2 separate regions of the Homo sapiens genome follow, and region 2 is linked to region 1. The links are chromatin loops, found by intact Hi-C in ENCODE. Cell type or tissue: CD14-positive monocyte. All regions are shown on one strand.

Region 1 (8,000 bases):
AGAATTGGCTATAAGCCAGACCTCTGGTTTCAAAGAGGGCCCTGATGCGGCAGCCCATAGTGGGGTTCAAGTCTTTATGAGAACACACTCCCCCACCCTGGCCCCCAATCCCACTGCCTGGTTTAGGAGATGAGAGAGGAGAGTGGGTTGGTAAGAAACCAAAAGGCAATTCAAGACAGGGCAGTATGGAACCACTCATAACAACGGGGTCGTCTTACAAGGCAACAGGAAATAGCTACAAAAAAAGACCAAAATCGTAGCCTACTTCGGCTTTGCTTTAGTTGTTCTTTGGAACAGAAACATATGAAATTGGTAAGGAAGCAGCAAGCCTTTTTAAAAATTTTTCTTCTCTCTCTCTCCCTTATTCCTTTTGACCTTTTCGAAAGCCTAGTGAGAAAGGGCCTGCTTCATAAAAATGCCTCCTCAGGATTTTCTGTGCGGTCACCTTCTAGAGTGAAATCTGCCATCTGGAAGGGTGAAAACCCAGCTATCTAGGCAGGTTCCATAATTCCAATTGAGCCCTACAGTGGTCCAAAACTGTCTAAGAGCTTTATTGCTTTGTTCACCACTGTCTCCGCAGGGCCTAGAACAGTGCCTGGCACACGGTGAGACCGTGGTATATAAATATCTGCTGAGTTAAGAAATGTCTTAACTGTTCAGAACCCAGACACAGCTAACACTGAAATACATTCACAAATGATTTTTTTTTTTTCTACACAGGGTCTCACTCTGTCACCCAGGCTGGAGTACAGTGGCACAACCATGACTCACTGCAGTCTTGACTTCCCCAACTTGAGTGATTCTTCCACGTCAGCCTCCCGAATAGCTGGGACTATAGGCAAGTGCCACCACACCTGGCTAATTTTTTGTACAGATGGAGATCTCACTATGTTGCCCAGGCTTGTCTTCAACCCCCAGGCTCAAGTAGTCCTCCTGCCTTGGCTTCCCAAAGTGCTGGGATTACAGCTGTGAGCCATTGCGTCTGGCTCACAAATGATTTAAACAGACAGAGCACAATCCAAAGCGAGGATTTTCCAGGCAACTCCCAAGCCCTGGCCCAGAAAAACTCACACATAAAAAACACTCTTTCCACCCAGAGAACAAGGTGTGTTATTAAACTCCTCATCAGATGAGATATTCTGGAGGAACTGGAGAGCGGGAGAAGGATGTATCTAGGACGTTCTTACTTTGGGATCTATTGAGTGGATGGAGTTTTATATTTCACCCTAATGATGTCAACCCTAGCTGAACAGGGCCCCTTTATATCATCTCTGGGTGTTGACTGAATATGAGCTATTGACACTCCCGTTCAGAGAATGGCCTAGACTGACACAGATGTCTCCAAATGGAGTCAGCTGTGATTTTCCCTCAAGTTCTTTCAAGACAGTGCCTACCCTCCCAATGTGCAATCACTGGAGACTTCTTTTTTAAGTGTCAATAAATGATTCTCCTAGCTTCTAGCAAACACTTACTACATGTCACACGAGTATGGAGTGCTTCACATGTGTAGTGACTTCTTTCATGTTGCTAACAACCCTACCAGGGAGAGTCATTGTTTAGATTTTTCTCTCTCTCTTTTTTTTTTTTTTTTTTTTGAGACAGGGTCTTGCTCTGTTGCCCAGGCTGGAGTACAGTGGCATGAACATGACTCACTGCAGCCTCGACCTGCTGGGCTCAAGCAGTCCTCCCACCTCAGCCTCCTGAATAGCTGGGACCACAGGCATGTGCCACCACACCTGGCTAACTTTTTCTATTTTTTTGTAGAGATGGGGTCTTGCTGTATCGCCCAGGCTGGTCTCGAACTCCTGGACTCAAGCAATTTTTTCCCACGTTGGCCTCTTGAAGTGATGGGGTTATGGGCATGAGATTTCTGTTTAGATTTCATAGATGACCAAACTGAAGTGCACAGAGGTTAAGTGGTGCCTGGTCATACAGTGATAAAGTTGGGTAGAATCTCAGGTTCCATCAGTCGTACCAAAGTAGGACTCCTGTACATCTCTTGCAGGTTCACTGGAAGTGGAGAAGGAAAAAGACAATGAGGGAGGGAGAAAAGCAGGCAGTGTAAAAGAAGCAAAGGAGGAAAGGAAAATGAAATGAGGGAAGAGGGGAGGAATGACAAAGAAGAGGAGAATTCAGTTTGCCAAAGCTGAAATTGAGTAATTGAGTAACATGCCTTAAGAGAAATGCTAACAAAGATAACAGCTGCTGACTGTGTGCCTGATAACTATCCCAAATCCTTTCATTTATATACAAAGGGCCTTTTATGGCCGGGCGTGGTGGCTCATGCCTGTAATCCCAGCACTTTGGGAGGCTGAGGTGGGCAGATCACCTGAGGTCAGGAATTTGAGACCAGCCTGGCCAATATGGTGAAACCCCCTCTCTACTAAAAATACAAAAAAATTAGCTCGGCATGGTAGCGCATGCTGTAATCCCAGCTACTTGGGAGGCTGAGGCAGAATTGCTTGAACCCAGTGGGTGGAGGTTGCAGTGAGCTGAGGTCGCACCACTGCACTCCAGCCTGGGCGACACAGCGAGACTCTGTCTCAAAAAAACAAAACAAAAACCCAACTCTCTCTCTCTCTCTCTGTGTATATATATATATATATATATATATATATATATATATATATATATGCGTTTTAAATGAATTTTCATAAGAACTCTGTAAGGTGGATTCCATTACTAGCTTCATTTTATGGATGAGAAAATTGAGGCTCAGAAAAGGTACATGGCTGACCCACCTTACAAGGTCATAGGGCCAGGAAGAGGCAGAGTAGGATGTAAACCTAGGTGTTCTGACTCCAGAATCCATGCTCTTAAGGGCTATATTACTTCAGTACAAAGTATTTCCTATCTCATACATCCTATATATTAAATCACATGTAGTTTAGGCACTTAATGTATCACCTTGATTGCGAAGCCTAACACTGCTCTGAAAAGCTTGATCCAGACTCACCAAACCAGAGTTGGCTGGTTCAGGCCACTGTCTCGAAGCAAGGCCAGAAGAAGAGAAAGGTTTTACAATCACCATCCCTTGGCTACTTCCTGGCCCCACACTGATGAAATATGGGCAGCTGCTAAAAATGGTGTCTATGTTTGCTATTGATCTTCCTTGGGCAGTCAGGATGGAATTAATCTCCACCTGTTGGGATGCTTCCATGGCTGTGTCATGCATATGTGAACACTCAGGGTACAGGATGATATTTGTCAGTTATGTGGCCTCCTGGACCTGACTCCATATTACTCTGGGCTTAAGATGTAGCCTAGCACACATGTAATTAATTCAGTGTGGAAAAGCTCTGGATTATGTGTTCATTCATTCACTTAACCAATATGTGCTGAGCACTCTCTAAGTGCAAGCACTGTTCTTGGCACTATTATATACCAGCCAATAAGACTGAAAGGGCATTATCTCTGGAGCTTGTCCTACAGTTCTCAACTTCATTGGTATTTGCAGCCAGATAACTCATTATTGCGGAGCATAGTCCTGGGCACTATAGGGTGCTAAACAGCATCCCTGACCTCTACCCACTAGATGTCAGTAGATCCTCCCCCATATGTCTCCAGACCTTGCCAAATGTCCCCTGGGACGCAAAATCACCTCTTTTGAGAACAACTGCTTTAGAGGTGAGGAGAAAAAAAGAAACTAGTAACAATTAAACAAATATGATATTTTCAGATAATAAGGGCTCTGAAGTAGATAAACTGGCAATGGAATTGAGTTCTAAGCATGTGCAAAACTCACTTCTCTTTACCCAGGAAGCACGAGAAATGAGGAAATTGATGGAGAAGGCCGGATGTGGTGGTTCCCTCCTGTAACCCTAATGTTTTGGAAGGCTGAGGCGGGGGGGGATTGCTTGAGCCCAGGAGTCTGAGATCAGCCTGAGCAACAGGGTAAGACCCTGTCTCTACAAAAAATTAGCCAGGCGTGTACCTGTAGTCCTATGTACTTGAGAGGCTGAGGCAGGAAGATCACTTGAGCCCAGGTGTTTCGAGTTGCAGTGAGCCATAACTGTGCCACTGTACTCCAGCCTGGGCAACAGTGAGATACTGTCTAAAAAAAAAAAAAGAAAGAAAGAAAGAAAGAAAGAAAGAAAGAAAGAAAGAAAAGAAATTAATTGATGGAGAGAACTTATATTGGACCACTGCTCTTGGTCAAGTGGCTCCCAGTAGAGACTGGAGGGCTGATGGTGTTTTCTAAACATTTAACTGCATGCTCCTTTCTGCCTTACAGAGGTTGGGAGAAAGTAAACAAGAAAGGCTGGCCAGTCAATGGACGGCCATTGCTGCAGCTCTAATGCCAACCTGGCAGGCAATTCCAGCCAGCTTCGGGCAGACATTCCCTGGGGAGGGCATTCTCATAAATGACAATCCCTTATCAGATTCTAGCCTGATCTGATAAGTCTGGTGAAAAGAAAAGCCAGGTTTTAAAGGAAGAAAGAAAAATAAAGAAGCAAAGCAACTTATTAAGCCTGGAGCTGAAGGCCATCAGGAGACACCAGCCTAGTGTCAATGAGAAGCACACAGGATTTAGAGTCACGAGGTTTGAGTTTGTGTCCCAGCCCTGCTATTTACCTAAGAGAATATCATGGTATCTCTCTAAATCTCAGTTTCTGCCCCTATGAAATGGAAAGGATAAAAAATCAGTCTCATTTGGGTTTGCCTCTTGTATTAAGGCAGGTTGAACTGATTATAAACTCTACCTTAAAGCACAGATGATAATTGTATCATCAGTAATACACCATTTATTGAGTATAGGTTAGGTGTTAGAGTCTGTGCTAAGTGCTTGACATGTATTACCAGTTTATCCTTACCCTAGTGCCGTGAGTACTATTATTAGTGGAAATAATGTCTAAGCTATTGAGTACTATCCTGTTCTCCAGAAATGGTTATTTTAATTTGCTTAAGTGCGTACTTCTCTCAAGAAAAAAGTTTTCCTAGATTATTATTATTTGAGACAAGGTCTCTCTCTCTATCACCCAGGCTGGAGTGGACCATAGCTCACTGTAGCTTCAGCCTCCTGGGCTCACGCAATCCTCCCACCACAGCCTCCCAAGTAAATGGAACTACAGGTGCACACCATCATGCCTGGCTAATCAATTTTTTTTTTTTTTTTTTGTAGAGATAAGGTCTCACTATGTTGCCTAGGCTAGTCTTGAACTCCTGGGCTCAAGTGATCCTCCCGCCTCGGCCTCCCATAGTGCTGGGATTATAGGCATAAGCCACCATGCCCAGCCTCTTCTACATTATTAAGACACTAAGCTGTCATGTTTAAGTTGACAATCAACCCGCCAGTTAAACCCTGGAGAGACCCAAAAACCTAATAGCTGGGGATTCATTCAATCTGATTTTTTCTAGTGATAATCAACAGACTAACTTACAACCACCATTTTTAGCTGTCCATATGTCCAAATCTGGGGAAGGAAGGTGGTAAACTCTAACACCTTATCTGATTGTGACCAGATCATTCCTTTGTTCTCATCTCCATAAAATGCAAGTTAATATGTGTTCATGGCTTTGCCTATGCCATCTGCTTTTACATACATTTTCCCCATTGAGCTCTCAAACCTACCTGTGAAGCAGATAGTTTCCATAATCTGAGATTCCACGAAGTTGAGAATGACTTGTCTGAGGTCCCACAGTTTATAAGGGGCTAGGCCAAGCTCAAAAAGGTGCTCAACAAACAACATGAGAGGGAAAAATCAGGGTATATATCTACATGGAAGAAACTTCAGTGAAAAGCAAGATTCTCTTTATATTCTGACTGTGCTTTTCCAATTAGAAACTCATGTTAGGCACCAAGAAGAGACTGTCAAATGTTTATTTTCAGAAAAACATGCAGGATATTTCTGCTGTTCCTCTCCAGAAAGAAACAGCCTCGTTGCTTAAAACCAGTTGTTAGGCTGTATTTTTAGACGTCATGGTACAGTATCAATGAGTCAAAAATAAAAAAACAAAAAAATGGGAGGGCACAGATACTGTAAACAGGAAAAGTCACAAAAATGGAACTAAGAAAAGCTGAGAGCACAGCCTGTGGGTTGGGGGTGGGGGGATTTTCATTTTCATCTGCAGTTCAGGTTAACCAGAAATGAAAGTTCTCCAGTTGCCTTGTAGAAAATGGAAATTTTGGCTTCAGTGAGTATGCAAGCAGCAGACACCCTGTGGTTTGGAAACTTTTTGCTTTGCCAACTGTCAGTTTTCTCTTTTCCCGTGAAAAACAACCTGTAGGAAGGAGTAAAAAAGTACTGCGTCTTTCAAAGACTTAAAAGTCTCAAGTGTAACTTGTGTGAAGAGATATTGAAAATAAACTGCAGTACTTGTAATTTAAAGATATTCTAGGTATTGCCTATTCACGGTATAATACATTTGGAAATCCTGGGCTCAATGGAAGCCACTCACAAAGCAAACAAATCACATACATCGTCCTGAGAACCTAAGAATTAGCAAAAATTAATTAGAAAATCAGAATCAACTTTACATTAATTATGGAGTACATGCTTACTCTCAGGGTTTTCATGTTTCAATTTTTCGTCAACCCTGTTAGAATGTCTCTGATTTATGCTTTTCCAAGTCTCTTTATTTTTTGTGACTCATGTATAGGTAGAGGCTGAAATAAGTCCTCCTTAGGGAGTTTATAATTAAAACAAACGGATTGTATTAGGTCCAGAGTCCTAGCCTATCTCTGATTTGTTGGTAGAAACATCATATTTGGGTAAGGGTTTTAGAAAAGCATCACCAAATTGTAAAAACAGAAAAGTCAAACTCATTTGGGACATATAGAAAAATTCTTAATCTTAACATCCAGGACTTGTTTCACTGTCACAGAAGAAATATTTCCTCTCAACTTACAGGCTTATATTATTTAGTCATGAAGCTTCCTTGTCACCTAATGCAGGCTGTGTTTTTAAATGGGATTCAGACTCTTTTTGAAGCCAATGTGGGATTCAACGATTAAAACAAAACAACAAAACTGGAAGCCACAGGTCAGGAGAACATAGAAATATGAAAAAGGAGTTAAGAAAAAAAAGATTTATTGGCAAGCACCAGGGAACATAACTGGGAGGAAAGATCTTTTGAGAGACAGAATGGTGGTGGAGAGCTGGCTCTTGGCCACTCACGAAAGCCCACTGTCCCATTTTCAAGCTGGTTGTTAGGTACAACTAATATGAACTTACAATGAAATAAATCGCATTAAAAGCAAAGGTAATAAAACTCTTCACTTTCCAATTGTTTTACTACATTTACTATGACCTTTGCTCTTGTGGTTATTGAATCTGCATGGAAGTAACACCATTTAATGATATGCTACTGCTCGTCTCTTCCCAGATCAGTAAGTCAGTCAAGGTGAGAGTATTTACACCACAGAAAATGGCAAGTGTTGCAAATCAGTGTCCCTTTTTCCCCAGAGCTGGTTGTGTCAGAGGTGTTTGCACTGGAGTGACTCCATCTTGAATAGGACCTGGGTAAAATAAGGCTGAGACCTACTGGGCTGCATTCACAGGAGGTCAGGCATTCTTAGTCACAGGATGAGATAGGAGGTCAGCAGGGCTGGTATCACAAGATACAGGTCATAAAGACTCAGCTGATAAAACAGGACACAGCAAAGAAGCCAGCCAAAACCCACCAAAACCAAGATGGTGATGAAAAAAGACCTCTGGTAGTCCTCACTGCTCATTATACACTAATTATAATGCAATTGCATGCTTTAAGACACTCTCACCAGCACCATGACAGTTTACAAATGCCATGGCAACATCCAGAAGTTACCCTATATTGTCTAAAAAGGGAAGGAACCCTCACTTCTGGGAACTGCCTGCCTGTTTCCTGGAAAATTCATGAATAACCCACCCCTTGTTTAGCATATGATCAAGAAATAATCATAAAAATAGCCATCTAGCAGCTCTCGGTGCTGCTCTGCCTATGGAGTGGCCATTCTTTTGTTTCTTTACTTCTCTAATAAACTTGCTTTCACTTTACTCTATGGACTCATCCTAAATTCT
Region 2 (8,000 bases), 110 kb before region 1:
GCCTGGGCAACAGAGCGAGAATCCATCTCAAAAAAAAAAAAAAAAGAACATCTTGAGTTAAAGCTTTGCCCAGGGCCACCCACCTAGAGACAATACCACCCAGCTGCCCTTGCACTCAGAGTTGGTACTTTCCAAATGACAGAGGAGCCTGCCTAGGCCTCCCTCTTTCCATCTTCTTCACCAATACCTAACCAATTTTCTAAAAGTTCCATGTTTTACGAGAACTGCTTAAAATTCTAATTGCGATCAACTATGGGAGGGGAAGAGAAAGACCATGCTGTACAATACACTTTCTATAAATTAAAGTATGGTGTGGAGGGGAAAATAACCCACTCAGTGAAATAACTCACTAACTCATTGGGTCCTCACAATGATCTGTGAGGTGGACAGCAGACAAGAGTTATCTCAATTTGATAGCTGAAAAAAATGAAGGCCCAGAAAGTTGAGTGACAGCTCTGAGTCAGCCAGCTGGTAAGTGGAAATGCAGAACTGGTTCTTATTTCAAATCCATGCTGTAGGATGGGAGTTCTCCTCCCACTGACTCTGCAGAAGGTTTTAACAATCAGATTGATTACTGGTGTGGTTAAAGCTTAGATACACACTTTATAAACAGGATGGACCAGTCTCTGGTTGACATTCTAAAATCCAATTATTTTCTTCCATACCATGCTTTATTTGGCATTAATGTAGAAAGAGAACAACCCATGTTCTCTTCTCCTACAGTTAATCTCATCTAGAATTTCAGCAGTGTCAGAAGTAGCTTCTAATCTAGGTCCAAGGTGGTATGGTCATGGTGGAAAGAAGAGCTTAGAAATGCTCAAGATAGCTGTGCTTAAAGAAATAACCAAGTCACTGTCTTTAAATAAAATAACCTTGTAGTTGTATGAGAAGAAAACAGGAAGACTTTTGTGCTTGTTACTTAATTCATTTGGCTTTAGGGATTTGGGAATTCCAATATATATAGAGACAGAAACAGAAAGCTAAGAGACTTTTCCCACCTTCACATGCCCTGTGGTGATGAAGTTCACCTCAAGTCTTTCTTGGCATGATATAAGGCAAAAAGATACTTATCTTGAGAAGCATTTTGTCCCACTATGGACACCTCGACAGTATGTCATTTTATCTCTGCCATCTGACAGGCTCTGGTTTTCCAGGGGAAGTATTTGCCGAAGGGATACAAATCTGTCATGACATAGACTAATACTTGGCTCAGTCTCTGACCCACTGTCTGCTTCTTTATGAAGAACAGACATTTTTCCTTGAAATACTGAACAATAAATACTTAGAAGGAACACAAGGCTGCTTTTTTTTTTTTCTTTAAGTGAAACTTCATCAGTCTCTAAGTCCAAATGTCTTACCATTTGGAATTCAGTTGAGTTCTGGTACGTTTTCACATTCTCTAAGAGTTTGCAATGACATATTCATACACAAAGGGAGGATTAAAAAGTAAAGCTGCTTATTGTCTTAATTTTTAATACCCTGAATGTTTGTGGTTTGTAATTTTGGATTAAAAATTTTTCCTTTAATTTGCGTCACACCTTCAGGCATGATGCTTAATGAATTAGGAGGTGAAAGAAGTGCTCACACATCTCCGAAAACAGAAAATTTGAGGGTGGAGGCCGGGTGTAGTGGCACACATCTCTATTCCCAGAACTTTGGGAGGCTCAGGCAGGTGGATCACCTGAGGTCAGGAGTTCGAGACCAGCCTGACCAACATGGTGAAACTCCATCTCTGCTAAAAATACAAAATTAGCCAGGCATGGTGGCGCATGCCTGTAATCCCAGCTACTTGGGAGGCTGAGGCAGGAGAATTCCTTGAACCCGGGAAGCAGGGGTTGCAGTGAGCTGAGCTGAGCTCGTGCCATTGCACTCCACCCGGGGCAACAAGAGTGAGTGAAATGCCATCTCGAAAAAAAAAAAAAAAAAGAAAGAAAATTTGAGAGTGGATTCTTAGTACACTAAAGCTGTGGGCTTGTAGCAATGTTGTGTCCCTCTCTAACCAGTGATCCAAGAATATTTCCCATACTCTTTTATTGTCTGTCTTCTCACTACTACTAATGATGATGGCGTATCAGCTATGGTGCTAAATTTGTCCTCTAGGTCTTACAACCACCCTACACAGTTGGTGGCAATACCCTTGTGCAGATGAGAAAACCACTTTTAAAGAGAGATTAAACAACATGCTCAAGGTGGCACAGTAAATAGACACCAGGGGCAGAGGTTGGGATGTCTCCCAAACTCTTTCCCTGCATCACTGTACTACACTACACACTGGTTGAAAACAACTTGTTGGCACCCCAGACTGGCAAAAAAAAGCCATATAAATAAAAGACTTGAAGAGCATCTGCTGGATGCCCTGGGAGGTCAAACAAATACCTCCCTGCCCTTAACATTCACAGGTGATAACTGATACAGAAAGGTCTGAAGGTCACTGCTGGGAGATCTTGGAACAACTCCTTTTCAAAACAGCCTTTCGGCATCAGTTTTCTTATTCTTAGTACTTATTCTCAGTAAATTTCCCTTCTTCTGGCCTGCTTTTAAGCCACATAATTGTAACAAGACGGGATGTGGCTCAAGAGGCTGAGCACCTTAAGGCCTCTCATTATAGCCTTTGTTTCATTACAGTTTGCCAATTTGACCTTCATTCCTGCTGGTCCATTGGTAAACTTGCAGCCTGCACAGGTCCACACAAACAGCTGAAGCATGATCCTCCTTTAATAGAAGGCTGTGCTCATGGTCCTTTAAATTATGCATTCTTTCATTTGTGCAAACTAGGCCAGGAGAGGGACTTGTAAAACAGCCTCAATCCTTACATTGTCTGGACATAAAAAATAAATATATGGAAGCAAAATCCATTGTCAGATTTTAACAAAAGAAGAAAGGAAGAAATAAACAATGGCACAGAGTAGACACCCCCCAAAAAAAAAAACGGAGAAAGAGAAGGCAAGAAAGTGATAACATGGGCCGGGCATGGTGGCTCACGCCTGTATTCCCAGCACTTTGGGAGGCCCGAGGCAGGTGGATTGCCTGAGGTCAGGAGTTCGAGACCAGCTTGGCCAGCATGGTGAAAACCTGTCTCTACTAAAAATACAAAAATTAGCCAGGCATGGTGGCAGGCACCTGTAATCCCAGCTTCTCGGGAGGCTGAGGTAGGAGAATCACTTGAACCCAGGAGGTGGAGGTTGCAGTGAGCCAAGATCGTGCCATTGCACTCCAGCCTGGGCAACAGAGCGAAACCCCGTCTCAAAAAAAAAAAAAAAAAAAAAGAAAAAAAAAAAGAAAAAAAAGAAAAAAAGCGATAACAAAAGATGGACTGTGTAGGGTCTTTTTAAAAATGGAGTGGCATGTTTTGGAACTGAAATAAAAAAACCCTGCAAATCCAAAAAAGGAAGTAGCTTCTGACCCTTTTCTAGACTCTGGAATGAACAAGCAAAACTGATTATGATCAGTGTCAAGAAGTATTTGCCAATTTCTATGAAACTGTGAACGTAAAGAAAGGCCTGTGAGTCATAAGTACAGGAGAGGAAATTAACTGCAATATTTACTGTGCAGATTCTGATTCACTACTGTTTTGGGACAAAGCCTGGTTGCTGTTAGCAGATGCATTTACATTCTGCTGGAAGCTCAATCTTATCAAGCCACATTAGCTAATAAATTACTTGTGAGTTGTCCTAATATTTTACATGGAAGATTCAGAAAAACCAGTAAGACTCCTGAGTGTTATTTCTTAAGTAAAATTCAGAAGAGAAATAAGTTAGCAAAAAAATCTCAATACAAGTGAGGTCTACCTTAAGAAAACATGATAGACAGCATTTTGGTCTTGCAAAATAGATAAACTAGGGTAAGGTATTTGTTTGACTGGGTTTTTTTATTATGCTCTGCAAACTCTCTCCACTCCTACAAATGGAAACAAGTATGATGTCCATCAAAAGTGAAGTGGTTAAATAAATTATGTATTTCCACATCATGAAGCACTAGGCAGCTTTAAAAAAGTGAAAAGAAATCGGTTTATAAGTGAGCTAGAGAAATATGGCAAGGTATGAAACACTGTATATATTAGATTTCTCTGTCTTTGTAAATGCTTAGAATATACACTGACAAAATCTAAATGAACTGGTACCATTTTTTTAACAGTTGCTGGTTGTCATGGAGGAAAAATGGGGATTGCAGAAGACTTCTTCCCCTAAAGCATTTTTTTGTAGTGTTTGCTGCCATTTTTTCTTCCTTGCCCTCATGAGTATTTCTTACTCTGGGTAAAAAAAAAAAAAAAAGCTAACAATAAATAAAATTGATTTTAAAAAATATTTGAAAAAATTGGGTATCCTTCATTTCTAATATTATTGATTAGAAATTAGGTTTTAGAAGTCAATTTTGAAATATAAGCAGGAACAATAGTACTTATACTCCTCCTGGAAATTAATTAAGTATTCCTTAAATTGATCTTGGTCACAGAGCTTATAGAATAAAAATGTTAACAGTATGATTACAAACATGCTCTCTCATTGTCCTCTACTGCTTGTTGAATGATGCGCTGTTGTTTTCATTGATTTTTTTTTTTTTTTTTCTGACACAAGGTTTTGCTCTGTCACCCAGGCCGGAGTGCAGTGGCATGATCATAGTTCATTGCAGCCTCAACCTCCCAGGCTCAAGTGATCCTTCTACCTCAGCCTCCTGTATAACTGGGACTACAGGCATTTGCCACCATGCCTGGCTAATTTGTTAAGTTTTCTTTTTCTTTTTTTTTGTAGAGATGGGGTCTTGTCACATTGCTCAGGCTGGTCTTGAACTCCTGGCCTTAAGTAGTCCTCCCATCTTGACCTCCAAAAGCACTGGGATTACAGGCATGAGCCACCACCCTCGGCCTTATCAATAATTTCTAGTAAGAAGCCTCAACGCCCTACTAGCCTGATCCAGGAAAGCTGGATCAGTATTGGAGGTGGGTGGCAGAGGGGATATGGCTTTCCCTAATCTACCCTTTTGTGTTATCTGTGTCAGTTTCACAACCATAAAATGGGGAAAAGAGGGGGTTTTATTTATTTTCATAACTCATAGAAGACTGTGTGCAATGATTCAAGCTGCATGGACACTTAGAAGATGAAGAGTACGTATGATTATAGGGCTGTTTTATAAAGAGATTGGCTGTTTTTCTAACACACATGAAAGCAAGAGACAGATGGAAATTACAGGAGTTATTTAAGGCTGTGATGTCAGGTTGTGATAATGCAGGTAGCTGACCATGGTCTGTTATTAGAGGCCATTGTTTTACTCCTGTGCTTTCAGTGATGGCAGGATGGCACAGGGAGAGTGGCAAAACCAACCAGGGCAGCATGAGTCAGTCTTGATGTCACTGTCATACCAAAGGAAGCCAAGAGCAGCTGCATGGTGATCTATATGGATTCTTCAACTCTAATATGGGCAAAAACGTGTTGTACACTTGAGCTTGGATCAAGAGAAGCAGATTCAGCTGAGCACAGTGGCTCGTGCCTGTAATCCCAGCACTTTGGGAGGCTAAGGTGGGAAGATCGCTTGAGCCCAGGAGTTCAAGACCAGTCTGGGAAAAATAGTCAGACTTTGTCTCTGCAAAAAACTTTCTAAAAATGATCTGGGCATGGTAGCATGTGTCTGTAGTCCAAGCTACTTGGGAGGCTGAGGTGGAAGGATTGCTTGAGCCAGGGAAATCGAGGCTGCAGTGACCTGTGATCAGGCCACTGCACTCCAGCCAAGGGAACACAGCGAGACTCCATCTCAAAAAATAATAATAATAATGAATTTTTTTTTTTTTTGAGATGAAGTCTCACCCTGTCGCCCAGGCTGAAGTGCAGTGGCGTGATCTCGGCTCACTGCAACCTCTGCCTCCCAGGTTCAAGCAATTTTCCTGCCTCAGCCTCCCGAGGAGCTGGGACTATACGCGCATGCCGCTATGCCCAGCTCATTTTTTGTATTTTAGTAGAGACGGGGTTTCACCTTGTTGCCTTGGCTGATCTCAAACTCCTGAGCTCAGGCAACCCACCCGACTCAGCCTCCCAAAGTGCTGGGATTACAGGTGTGAGCTACCGCACCCAGCTAATAATGAATTTTTTTAAAAAAACAGCTTCATAGTAAAATTTTAAATGGACATTAATGTTAGTTATTTAACCCTGGAAATCCAAATCTGATAGATTGTGACCCTCTTTTTTTTTTTTTTTTTTTTTTTTTTGAGATGGAGTCTCTCTCTGTTGCCCAGGCTGGAGTGCGGTGGCACAATCTTGTCTCACTGCAACCTCTGCCTCCCAGATTCAAGCAATGCTCGTGCCTCAGCCTCCCGAGTAGCTAGGATTACAGATGCCTGCCACTACACGTGGCTAATTTTTGTATTTTTAGTAGAGACGGGGTTACACCTTGTTGGCCAGGCTGGTCTCAAATTCCTGACCTTCTGATCCACCCACCTTGGCCTCCCAAAGTGCTGGGATTACAGACAGGAGTCACCATGCCTGGCCTGTGACCCTTTCATAAATAGCACACAACTGATTTTTCTCTACAAAAAGCAGACATGTTCACTGCAGAAAATGGTGAAACAGAGATAATAGCAGCAGAAGAAAGAAGACTTATACCTGCATCATTGAGAGATCACTAGCACCAAAACTTTTGGGTCATGTCTTTATTATTCATTTATATGTCTACCATCCAATTCAAATATGTATATGCATAAATGTACATATAAAATTTATAAAATAAATGGCATCATCCTGTTCATACTAACATAAAATAGAAACCTAATGGTGTGTGCTTGTGGCTCACGCCTATAATCCCAGCATTTCGGGAGGCCAAGGTGGGCAGATCACTTGAGGTCAGAAGTTTGAGACCAGCCTGGCCAACATGGCAAAACCCCGTCTCTACTAAAAGTACAAAAATTAGCCGGGTGTGGTGGCGTGTGCCTGTAATCCCAGCTACTTGGGAGGCTGAGGCAGGAGACTCGCTTGAACCCAGGAGGTGGAGGTTGCAGTGAGCCACTATCAGCCCACTGCACTCCAGCTTGGGCGACAAAGTGAGACTCCATCTCAAAAAAAACCAAAAAAACCCCAACAACCTAATGGTGTGTGCTTTTCAACTATGTTGTGATTAACATGTTTTGAACAGTTCAAAGTTCTCCTAAAGTGATCCACACTTACCTTCCGAGGCTTCACCTTGTCTTGTATATCATATTGGCCAATTCCCTTATAGCTTATTCCAAGCCACCAAGGAAGTCCTTGCTTATCCTAGAAGATGAAAAAGCATGAGAACCAAGACCTAGCTGTTAACTCTTCTAGAAGTGAATAAAATTTACCAATTTCACCTCTTTTTTTTTTTTTTTTTTTTTGAGACGGAGTCTCATTCTGTCACCAGGCTGGAGTGCAGTGGCATGATCTCGGCTCACTGCAATCTCTGCCTCTGGGTTTGAGCAATTCCCCTGCCTCAGCCTCCCTAGCAGCTGGGATTACAGGTGTGCACCACCATGCCTGGCTAATTTTTTTGTATTTTAGTAGAGACGGGGTTTCACTATGTTGGCTAGGATGGTCTTGATCTCCTGACCTCATGATCCACCCACCTCAGCCTCCCAAAGTGCTGGGATTATAGGTGTGAGCCACCACACCTGGCAATTTCACCTCTTAACAAGTATCAGCAAGTCAAAATAAAGCTGTCTTGATAAACAAAACATTTAAAAACCTAACTTGTTATTAAAACACCTACTTGGAGTTTCTTCAAATAAAATCTTTAAGTTGAAATAGTCCAGGACTGTTAATACCATCAAAAAGAGTAAAGCATTACTGTTTTGATTAAACAGTTGGAGAAAATAAATAAAATGTAAGTAATTCAACTAAGAATTAATCCAGTAAAAAGCCAGTTATCCATTAAAAAAAAAAAAGCTCTTTGCCTCTTAATTAGTAACCAGTTATAAAAGGTTGGGGACGTTTCCAAAGAATTACAAAGATGAGAAAAGTGGTTCCAATTCCTGATGTTTATAAAACAATTAACAATGAACA

The links. A loop is a pair of places that touch in the nucleus more often than their neighbours do. Peaks named below come from ENCODE experiments on the same cell type or tissue, not always from the same donor. Only the 100,000 strongest peaks of a DNase experiment are listed, where the experiment ranks them.
Region 2: a loop joins it to region 1, with 2.4 times the contacts of the local background. A loop is called at or near these places in 2 of 110 quality-filtered maps.

The regions. Positions count from the first base shown.
Region 1 is chr3:69,321,020-69,329,019 of GRCh38, forward strand. All of the region lies in intron 1 of FRMD4B (FERM domain containing 4B), which reads right to left. Among named protein-coding and RNA genes, the nearest start is that of FRMD4B, 61 kb to the right of the region's middle. In CD14-positive monocyte, CTCF peaks have their summits at 3,541 (motif pointing right) and 3,749; DNase peaks (open chromatin) are centred at 782, 3,802 and 6,032; H3K4me3 peaks cover 2,863 bases; H3K27ac peaks cover 2,480 bases.
Region 2 is chr3:69,209,115-69,217,114 of GRCh38, forward strand. FRMD4B (FERM domain containing 4B) reads right to left here. Exons shown (of 23, transcript NM_015123.3): 11 at 7,149-7,235. Among named protein-coding and RNA genes, the nearest start is that of LMOD3, 91 kb to the left of the region's middle. In CD14-positive monocyte, no CTCF peak of the experiment used is centred here; a DNase peak (open chromatin) is centred at 3,487; H3K4me3 peaks cover 351 bases; H3K27ac peaks cover 3,525 bases.